2 separate regions of the Homo sapiens genome follow, and region 2 is linked to region 1. Evidence: chromatin contacts called from ENCODE Hi-C data. All regions are on one chromosome and are shown on one strand. The core of a region is the stretch at or near the end of the contact, and the rest is flanking DNA. Distances in the headings are between cores, read along the strand shown.

What was found. A loop is a pair of places that touch in the nucleus more often than their neighbours do. Pooled maps may share reads with other maps.
Region 2: a loop to region 1 is called in a map with no recorded cell type, with 7 times the contacts of the local background. The contact joins two enhancer-like sites. A Hi-C loop is called at or near these places in 1 of 168 maps with a recorded cell type or tissue (breast epithelium), 9 of 37 single-sample maps with no recorded cell type and 3 of 50 pooled maps.

The regions. Positions count from the first base shown.
Region 1 is chr3:144,126,182-144,131,741 of GRCh38, reverse strand. No RefSeq gene overlaps it. Among named protein-coding and RNA genes, the nearest start is that of DIPK2A, 160 kb to the right of the region's middle. RefSeq lists enhancers at 2,986-3,085, 3,166-3,225. Within about 2 kb of position 3,306, at least 3 of the 41 ENCODE cell types and tissues checked have a DNase peak (open chromatin) inside an H3K27ac peak, as active enhancers do.
Region 2 is chr3:144,292,142-144,297,701 of GRCh38, reverse strand. The region is part of intron 2 of LOC105374140 (a long non-coding RNA gene); the gene reads right to left. Among named protein-coding and RNA genes, the nearest start is that of DIPK2A, 320 kb to the right of the region's middle. Within about 2 kb of position 2,306, at least 2 of the 41 ENCODE cell types and tissues checked have a DNase peak (open chromatin) inside an H3K27ac peak, as active enhancers do.

The sequences.
Region 1 (5,560 bases), core at 2,057-4,556:
TACTCGGGAGGCTGAGGCAGGAGAATGGCCTATACCTGGGAGGCGGAGCTTGCAGTGAGCCCAGATAGCGCCACTGCACTCTAGCCTGGGCAACAGAGCGAGACTCCGTCTCAAAAAAAGAAAAAAAAGGAAAGTGTGTGGCACCTTATCTCCCCAACTCTCTCTTTCTCTCTCTTGTTCCTGTTCTTGCCATGTGACATGTGTGCTCCCCCTTTTGCCTTCCACCATCATTGTAATCTTCCTGTGGCCTGTCTAGAAGACAAGCCAATGCCAGCACTATGCTTCCTATTAAGCCTGCAGAACCATGAGCCAGTTAAACCACTTTTTGAAATAAATTACCCAGTTTTAGGTATTTCTTTATAGCAGTGGAAAAACAGCCTAATACAACAGGCATGAGCCACCGTGCCTAGCCAGTTTTGTAAGCAATAATTGTATTTGCCTTATTAAAGGCAAAAAGAAATGAGTGTCTCCTTATCTAAAAATTAGCAAGGTTTTTTAGGGCATAAGAGAACAAACCTCTCTTTTAGTCTGAAAAATCACCACAATTAACTATACTAGTTGTCAATAATGGAGTAGTTTCCCCAATTTAATACTTCATTTTTGATTTCTGAATCACCTTTTATTTTCAATATAAAAGGAAAAGGTAAATTATAAATATGGTGCTCAGATTTGCCATCTGAAGACAAGAAATTTATAAAAGAACATTAAAGGAATATTATCCGCAGGGATGCAAAATATTCCCCAATTAAAAGAAATTAAAAACCTTCAAGTATCTAACAGAGACAGCATTTTTAACAACAGATGGTTACAAAATAGTAATTGTAAGCTAAGCATAGTTACTGATCTCAGAACTGTCTGAACAGCGCTAGTTTAAGGCTGCCTTCATTAGAACAGCATTCAGTTGTTTGCAACTGTAAACAACTAAGAGTAGATTCACTGTATAAGAGTTTATTGTTTTGCACAGCAAGAAGCTGAGAAAAGGCAGTCCAGGGGAGGGATGGCACCTAAATGATGCCATTGGGGCCAATTCCACAATCTGAATTGGGCCAGCCTTTATCCTCACACTAGTTGCCTTAAAGTCACAAGATAGCTGCTGCACTGCCAGCAATCAGTCTCGTTCCATGTGGGAGAAAGAAGGAAGGGAGGTGTGAATACTAGCCATTTGCTCTACGTAACTGTGACATTTTATGACACAATTTAAAAGCATTGATTCTAGTCCTTAATTTTTGACTAAAAGAAAACTAAAACATTTTGAGGTCAAATGGCTTGCCCCACGTGGCTCAGCTAGTTACAGTTTGCTCAAGTCCTCTTAGTCCTTGGGCTGATGTCATTTCCATTAAGCTCACCACTTTCAGGCAGCTGGGTGGGCTTCCTTTGGAGTGTCAATAATGATAGCACTGGGACTCCTCCGTATTCCAAAGAAGAGCCTGGGAAAAGGTTGGGTCTCTGCCTCATAAGAACCTTTATAGCATGAATACCTAGCAAGTAGGGCATACTTCTCTATCATCCATAGTCTCAAGGCTCCTTGGCAATAAAAAGCCAGAGCATAAAGAAATCTTGGTGGAGAGAACAGTGGTCACAGTCATGATGACTGTGGCAGTGAAGGTGGGGGTGCTTTTTGGGGAAGACAGTGGGAGGTGAGGGGTTGGCGTGAAAGGAAGAGAATTCAATTCATTTAGAATGTGGAGGTTCTCGGTATCTATTTTTCTCAAATTTGCAGACCACATCAAAGCATAGAGACAAACGTAAAGGTCTGATTTGACATCCTATTACTACATAAATAGAAAAGAAAGCTCATAATTATCATGGAAATTATATAGATGGCCTACTGCTTGAACCACCACCAAAAAGATTAAGTAGTTCTGGTTTGACCAAGATGAGTACTAAATTCCTGTTATCAAAATAACTGGGTCATGCAGCTCAATAGGATAACCATCGACTAAGAGTGGCATCATGTAGTTAATCAGGATTCTACTTGGGAAAGCTGAAACACATCCTGCTATGTGTAATGGCAGATGGCCCCAGCATGCCTTCATGCTTGGTCAGATGTTATTAATCTATGACCAAAGGAGCAGGTGGCAAGCAGAGACCGCACGATTTCCTTCAAAAGTCACCAGATCTACAGAAAAGTGTGAATTGTCCCAACATTTTAGAATCTCCATAGTGATTATTTTTAATAGTTGTACTTTTTAAGCAAATGGAAATGAGGAACTCACATTTTATCTCCATTTTCCTAGTGTCTACGAACAACTCCATAGAATTTTTGAGTAATCACTCACTTAAACACTCACTGGACAAAAGTAATTTGAAAATAGAATATTAACTCCACATTTAAAGAAAAATTCATTAAACCTGAGTAGTTCATTTACCATGAAATGCATTTGATTAAATTTTATAGCAGGAATAAGAGTTTCCCCAGTATAAAGCATTCAACCAAATTTGTTACAGATTAAGATGCATTTGAAATATAAATTATTCTAAGCCAAAAACTATTTCCTTTCTGGTTCCCTTCTGTGTGGCCCTAGGACATTACCCTAGGACCAGATAGATCAATACCTCTGTGAGCCTCCTGGAGGAAGGGTCCTGACAAGCATCATTAGTCCACATTGGTATACTTCAGTAAAGCAATTAAAATACTAGCATAGGTAATTAAAACCTTAAATTTATTACCTACAGTTATTAAAATGCCATGGCCAGATGCTATTCAACATTACCCAAATAGCTTTCTTTTCACGTTATTATTTGTATTAGTGAAAGCCATTTAAAAAAATGAAATCCCATTTTAATATATCTTTGTATTTAGATTGCTGTTCTTGCCTAAGAAGAAGAAAAATAACTAATCCCTTTACAAATGAAAATTACTTTCTTGTGTTCTGAACTAATTTAATCTAAATTGTTAACTCTGTGGAGGGTGAGTTCAGAAGGGAGAAATCTCATCCCAAGGGCTAGAAGGAGAACAGGTTTATCTTACTTATGCATCTGGTACCCTAATTCATAAGGGCTTAAACTCTGGACTTACTACTCGTAGCTCACAGCCAGCAGCCAGCCCTTTTATGCAATAAATTCTGCAGTGGCAAAGCAATAAGTTAATAAGCTCAACCCAGGGGGAACGTCCAAGATAAATGGAGAGCTACAGCATAAACCTTTAGGAATTGGAAAGGAACAGCTGTTGAATTCTCATGGGAAAGCCTGTAGGTGATGTTTGGGAGATAGGAGGAAGGGGACACAGAAAGACAACACCCTCACTTCACCCAGCATAGAAAGCGAAAATGCAACCCTCCAAAGCAAACACCTCTGACTCACAAGTGTGAAGTCTGTTTCTTCCTATGCAAATGATCGCCAAAATCTGCTTGTGTTTTAGACTCACCTCTGCAAAAATAAACATGTAGCTGTTAAAGGTTTACATTTGGGGCAAAATACTGAATGCTCTTAGAAAAGCCTGCCTGAGATCTGTTTATTCATGTTTTGTGTCAACAGAAAGCCCCCTGCATCTCTTGGTTACTTCTACTCCACTCTACGTGTAAAGCAGCATTATGTTTGGGATTCAGAAACCAGGCCCTGACAGGCGTTTTAAATAGCATCAACACATCTTTTGTCTGTAGGGAATTAGTTTCTTGCCACTCTTCCTTTTTAGGCTTAGCCCATGACACAGACAATTAGAAAACCCCATTTAACCAGATGGTGCTAAAAAGATTTCATCGTAATGTGCTTTCTAATTTCAATTGGATTGAAGGGGGACACATGAAGGTCATTGTTAATATTTCCCCAAGACTAGACCTTGAATGAAGTGTCTTAGGCAAGTTTGTTCCTGCCTGAATGTTTCATTACCCTTGCAAAACTTCTGTCAAAGCAAAGCTGTTGGACAGGTTCATGTTTAAGAGCCTTAGGAAGCTCCATCTTAGCAGCAATTACAGCACCTACTAAAAATAATTTACAGAGACACACAGAAAGTGTGCATGAAGGTGAACAGTTTGAATGTTTCTGCCTCCTATAGGCAAGATAAACAGCTTATCATTGTGGTTGATTAATTCAACAAAACGACTGAACACTTGATTAACTCTGAAGCGGTTTGGATATGAAATAAGGATATGTGATGTGCTGTAGTCACTACGGCTTCTTTGCATTTTATTTAAAAAAGTTTACATGTCTAAATTCACTCATGAATTCAGTACAGTCAGGGCTACAGGACATTGTCTAGAAGCGTGCCTTCACTCTGGCCTGTCATGGCAAGTTTATATTAAAGGTGACTTCAGCAGAAAACAAGGAGCTTGAGCAGATCCCATCCAGATCCAATACACTCTGGAAAGCAGAGTATGTTCACCTGGTAACATAAGATCAGTGAGGTGGCGATATAATGTGACTTGGCTGCTGAAAAACTGTGATTGTTAAAGCATCTGCCACTTGCTAGTTCTGTTATCTTGGACAAGTTTTTAAGCTCTCTGTTACAGTTTTCTTATCTGTGAAATGTGGACAATATCTCATGAAATTGTTGCCAGGAGTGAATAAGCTAACAGACAAAATATGCAACGCAGTGTCTGGTTCATAGAGGGAGTTTTACAAACCTTACCTCCCTTTTCTAACAAGATAACTCTCCCTGCCTGTGGCAGGCTGAAGAATGAACCCTTCAAAATACATCCACATCCTAATCCCTGGAACCTGAAAAGGTTAATGTATTTGCTAAAAGTGTTCTTAAAAATATGATTAAGTTAGGGACTTCGAGATGAGATTATCCTGAGTTATTTGGTAGATCCTAAGTCTAATCGCAAATATTCTTACAAGACAGAATGTTAAGGACTGAATTTTGTGATCCTCTGAATGTATATATTGAAATCCTAATCCCCAAGGTGATGGTATTAGGAGGTGGGGCCTTTGGAAGGTAATTACATCATGGTGTGGAGCCCTCACCAACAGAATTAGTGTCCTCAGAAGAAGAAACACAAGAGAGATTATTTTTCTGTAAGCCACGTGAGGATATATTGAGAGGACAGCCATCTCCATACAAGGAAGAGAGCTCTTACCAGATACCAGGTCGGCTAGCACCTTGATCTTAGACTTCTCAACACTATCATAGATAACTGTTGTTTAAGTCATCTAGTGTGTGGCTTAAATTTGTTATAGCTGTGTCAACTTAGTCCCAACTAACCATGACAGAGGCAGAAGGAGAATACACACACAATATGGGAGGTTACAATGACCATAGAGGCAGAGACTAGAGTAATGCAGCCACAAGCCAAGGGATGCTGACAACCACCAAAAGCTGAAAGAGTCAAGGAGTGGATTCTCCCCTAGAGCCTCTGAAGGGAGCACAGCCCAGTGGATACCTAGATTTTGGCCCAGTGAAATCTGGGTATCCACATTGGACTCCAGGGCTGTGAGAAAACAAATATCTGTTATATTAAGCCAATAAATTTGTGGCAATTTTTTATAGAACCCACAGGAAATTAATACAGTCTCTAACTTTCTCAGTGCCACACATTGCAGTACCAGATATTGACTAACCTCCTTTCAAAGTCAATCAGCAATTTTTTTCAGTGTCCACAAAGACAACCATCTTATATGT
Region 2 (5,560 bases), core at 1,057-3,556, 170 kb before region 1:
CAACAGGTGGAATAGAGAGCCTGTAAATAAATCTAGGCATTTACAGCTAATTGATCTTTGACAACGGGGTGAAGAACACACAATGAGAAAGTTTCTTCAATAAATGATGCTGAGATGGCTGGATAGCTATATGTAGACAAATAAAATTTGACCCTTATATAACACCATATACAAAAATCAACTCAAAATGTGTTAAAAACTTAACTGATGCTGAGATGACTGGATAGCTATATGTAAGTCCTGTAACTGTAAAACTACTAGAAGAAAACAGGGGAAAAGATTCTTGACATTGTTCTGGGTAATGATTTTTGGGGGTATGTCTCCAAACACATTGGCAACAAAAATAAAACTTAAAAAATGGGATTGCTTCAAACAAAAACAATTCTGCACAGCAAAGGAAATAATAAACAGAATGAAGAGACAACCTACAGAGTAAGAGAAAATATTTGCAAGTCAAACATCTGATAAGGAGTTAATATCCAAAATATACAAATAATGCAAACAACTCAATGATAAGAAAACAAATAATCTGATTTAAAAATGGGCAAAGAATCTAAAGACAAATTTCTCAAAAGACAAAGAGCCAACAGGTATATGAAAAAATGCCCAAGATCATTAGTAATTAGGGAAATACAATTTAAAACCACAATGAATTTTCATTTCACACCTGTTAAAATAGCAACTATCAATATGACAAAAAGTAACAAGTTTGGCAAGGAGATGGAGAAAAGAAAGCCCTTATATATTGCATATATTGCTGGTGAGAATGTAAATTAGAATAACCATTATGGAAAACAGTGTGAATGTTTTTGAAAAAATTAAAAATGAAACTATCATAAGACCTAACAATCTCATTTCTGAGTATATTTCCACTGAAAATAAAGTGAGTATATAAAGGGTATCTGCACTTCCAGATTCCTTGCAGCATTTATGGTAGCCAATATTTGGAATCAAATACACACACACACACACATACACAAACACATACACATACACATACACAAGGAGTCTTCAAAAAGTTCATGAAAAATGTATATTATGAAAAAACTATACATGGACTTCAAAATTGTTTGCATCAAAATATTTTTGCACCAAAATAAACTTGTATTAACATGTTTTTATTTTTCTATTTTCATTTCTTTGAGACTAAGTCTCTCTCACTGTCATCCGGGCTGCAGTACAGTGGCATGATCACGGCTCACTGCAGCCTAAACTATCCAGGTTCAGGTGATCCTCCCACCTCGGCCTCCCAAGTAGCTAGGACTACATACATGCACTACCAGGCCTGGCTTATTTTTGTATTTTTTTATAGACATGGGGTTTAGCAATGTTACCCAGGCTGGTCTCGGACTCCTGGGCTCAAGTGATCCACCCACCTTGGTCCTACAAAGTGCTGGGATTACTGGTGTGAACCACCGCACCCAGCTAATATTACCATATTATAACAGGATCTAGTTTGGAGTACTAACAAGAATAAGACATCAATTTGAAAAAAGCTCTTATCAGAACATTATGAATTTTACTAAAGTTGAAGTAAGAGAAATCACCAAATTTATAGTGAATCTTGGGTGGAAGAATGGTGAAATCACTGATGCTTTACAAAAAGTTTATGGGGAAAATGACTGAAAGAAATTAGTAGCTTACAAATGGATAGCTTGATTTAAGAAAAAAAAAAATGAGATGATGTCAAAAATGAAGACTGCAGTGGCAGACCAATTAGGAATACAACATAGTTTTAATCATACAAATGGGCCAAAGGCAAGTAGATATTACTCTTTTCTTGCAATGGGTGACAGTTTGGTTGGACACTGAACTGAGCCCCAAATTTTCTGCCAGTTAGAACACAAAGAATAACATGTTGAACCACATTCTTTTCATTATCTAACAAACAAAAGTACACAGATTTGTCTCTACAGTCTTTGTTACTTCCTGGAACTAAACTCAAGCAGGAATTTATGACATGAAAACACGCAGAAGGCACATCAGAACACATCGCTTCAATTATGTGATTAGAAAACACAAAAATTCCATTCAGACCACCCTTTATAAAAACAGCAAGCATAAGGTTAAAGCAAAATTTAACGAAAGCAGTTGGTTGGGGAAAATAAGACAAGGGGGTCTAAAGACTGACATTCACAGGATCTGAATTAAGATAGGGGATCATTTTAAATAGTGAGATATTGAACTTATCAGTTAGATTCTTTCAAATGTCAGATTCCTTAGGTTACACTGGCAGAGGCTAAATTTTTGTCAGTTCATGATTAAATCTCACAAGAAACTGCAGTATAAATATTCTGAGTTGTCAGTTAAAATGAAACTTCCTTGCTTTAGTTATTAGTCAGGACCTGTCACTTTTGTCAACCACATTTGTTCTCATCACAAACAAGTGGTCTTACTGCAGGAAAGATGCCAGCCTAAGAAAACTGTTTTTCTTATGATTGGCCCTGTACAGGTTCTCAGAGAAGACTCTATCATCTATAACTTCTAATGTAGGGAAAAAGAATGTACTCTAAAAGAATTGTCTTTGAAGCATAAATTATTTGTGTTTGATTTTTTTTGTGTGTGATTGGTTATTCTTATCCATAGAAGGGCTTTAATGTAATGTCTCTTAAAGTTGAAATATTAAAAATTTTACCTTTTAATATTTATAATTATGTGAGAACATTTGACCTCACCAAAATATGTTACGATACTGATTCTGAGTAGATGATAAATAGGTCATATTTACCCTCTCTAAGTAGAGGGTAAATAGGTCATATTTCCCCTCTCTAAGTAGAAGGTAAATAGGTCATATTTCTCTGACTGTCTATTGAAAATATTTTTAGTGGAACCAAAATTTGAATTCACACAAACCAGTAATACTGAGAATTGACACATTGTCACTGAGAAGTGACAGAATGGAAAGGTGGCCTGTGTGGGAAGAACAAAACCACTGTTTTATTAGGATCACAACTTTTTCGAGAAGGATAAAGGGGCATTACTTTATTTTACAAGGTTCCCAGATCCCAGTTAGCCTTGTATCTGTTTAATTTTGATGAATTATTAAGCAAACATTTTTAAGTGAATTAATTATTAAAAACTATTCATTTTCATTTAGCCATAAATGTAAAATTGTCATTAAAATTTTTGGGTCATTTTAACTATTTTAAGCTGTACTTTCTTTAATGCTGCTTACTATCTTAAAAACAAATCAATAAATGTCTCCATTTTAATGTAAAAAAGATTAAATATTAATAATAACACCAACCCAAAGACATCATTAGCATAAGTGAGCTGAAAAATGCACCCTTATATAACTACCTAAGCTCTACCTATTAGTTGGGTTAATCTTGATTAAATATTGATGAGTATACAACAGATTATTTCAACTTATATTAATATTTAATTGATGCTGAGTTTTTTCTTTATGTAAAAATTAGCTGTAATCTTTCTTTTAAGATCTTTTCTGATAAAAATAGTAAAATGAATAATCTAGAACTATGAGAATGTTTTCATTTTGTATACAATATAATAGAACCTGCACCAAGAACTCCTAACAAGTGCCCAAATACAATAGCTATCCACTAAACATGAATGAAATGAACAGTATTGTGATAAAGTTTGTCTACATTTTACTTAAGGAATATATCTGTTAGATTTCCACTCTGGCCACAAGGTAGTAATTCAAATCAGCTTGCTTCCCACCAAAACCAACTAAAAATTTAGACAAAATTATACCAAATAATCCTACAGATATTAGAAAACATACAAGGTAGGAATGTTATTCCTGAGAGAAGAAAAAAGAATGAGGTTTTTGCCTGGTGGCACTTTCTGACTGCAGTTCAGAGAGGGGTTATTCCAAATGAAGCACAGTAGGCTTTTCCAGTTCATGGTAAATACAAAGTCTAATAGCTGAATCACTATTTCATGCCAACAGTTAAATTTTTAACTTTTAATATAATCTAATGGGAATCTAAATTCTTCAGATGATGTGTTGTGGCAGAAGAATTTGAACTTGGTAAGACTTTCAAATACAAATAAGTTTACAAGTAGAAAATCTATTAGAGACAACAAATCATTTTTTAAAATAAAGCAATTGATCAGTTCAGCACAAATAGAAATAACATTTTAAAATTCTCAAATAAATCTTTTATTTTAACAAACTGGACATCAAGAACTTAGCAAAGTGGAAATAGAAAGTAATTATGGAGCATGATAAAGAACATCTAAACCCACTAGTTAATAGTATACCAATAATAAAGCACTAGAGGTCTTCTCATTAAAAGCAATAATAAAATACAAATGCTTCTATCACATTTGTTACTTAATGTTATTCTAGGATGAATAAGATGTCTGATGATAGGAAATTGGTTAAAAATGCATGTATTTGTATATATATGAAATAACTATCTAAAATTGTGTTTTAAATAATTAAAAAGGAAATATCTGCATGACTTTTTAATATTTCACGATATTCCATTTTAAAAATGCAATATCATGTATCTTATTGTTCTATTGTTCAGCATTTCTAGAACATAAAAGGTTAAGGATAAAAAATAAAATACAGAAAATTTTAACAGTGATTATTTCTTAGTATGTTTTTCAAAATAAGCATAAATTATTTTTATGATTACATGATTACATTTTATTTTTAAAAAGAAAAATACCTACATCTGTGTAAATACTCATATAAAAATATAAAATATAGAAGACTATGCAACAAATTGTTAATATTGGTTATATTTTGAGTTGGTGGCATGGAAGTGTATGGATGGGAACAGAGATCTCTACATTATTTGAATTGTCATAGGAACATGTGAAAAACATGATAAAATAAATTCATTCAAAGAACTATCATAAATAAAATAGAAGAGAAATAATGACACACCATTTGCAAAATATGATGTACTGCATTTTTAAGCTGTAGTTAGCAGAGATAATAATAAAGATGCAATATGCGAACAAAACTATAAAAATGGCAAAATCAATATCACACTGAATGGTCAAATGCTGGAAGCATTCCCCTTGAAAACTGGCAGAAGACAAGGATGTACTCTCCCATCACTTCTGTTCAACAAAGTGTTGGAAGTTCTGGCCAGGGCAATCAGGCAAGAGAAAAAAATCAAGGGTATTCAAATAGGAAAGAGGAAGTAAAATTATCTTTGTTTGCAGGTGACATAATACTATATCTAGTAAACCCCATCACCTCAGCCCAAAAGCTTCTTAAGCTTAAGCAATTTCAGCAAAGGCTCAGTATATAAAATTAATGTGCAAAAATTGCTAGCATTCCTATACACCAACAACAGGTAAGCAGAGAGCCAAATCTTCACATTTGACATAAAAATAGTTAAAAAAAAAAAAAAACCTAGCAATACAGCTAACAAGGGAAGTGAAGGACCTCTTCAAGGAGAACTACAAACCACTGCTCAAAAAAATCAGAGCAGACACCAACAAATGAAAAAACATTCCATGCTCCAGGATAGGAAGAATCAATACCATGAAAATGGCCATACTGCCCAAAGTGGTTTATAGATTAATTGCTATTCCCATTAAATTACCATTGACATTCTTCACAGAATTA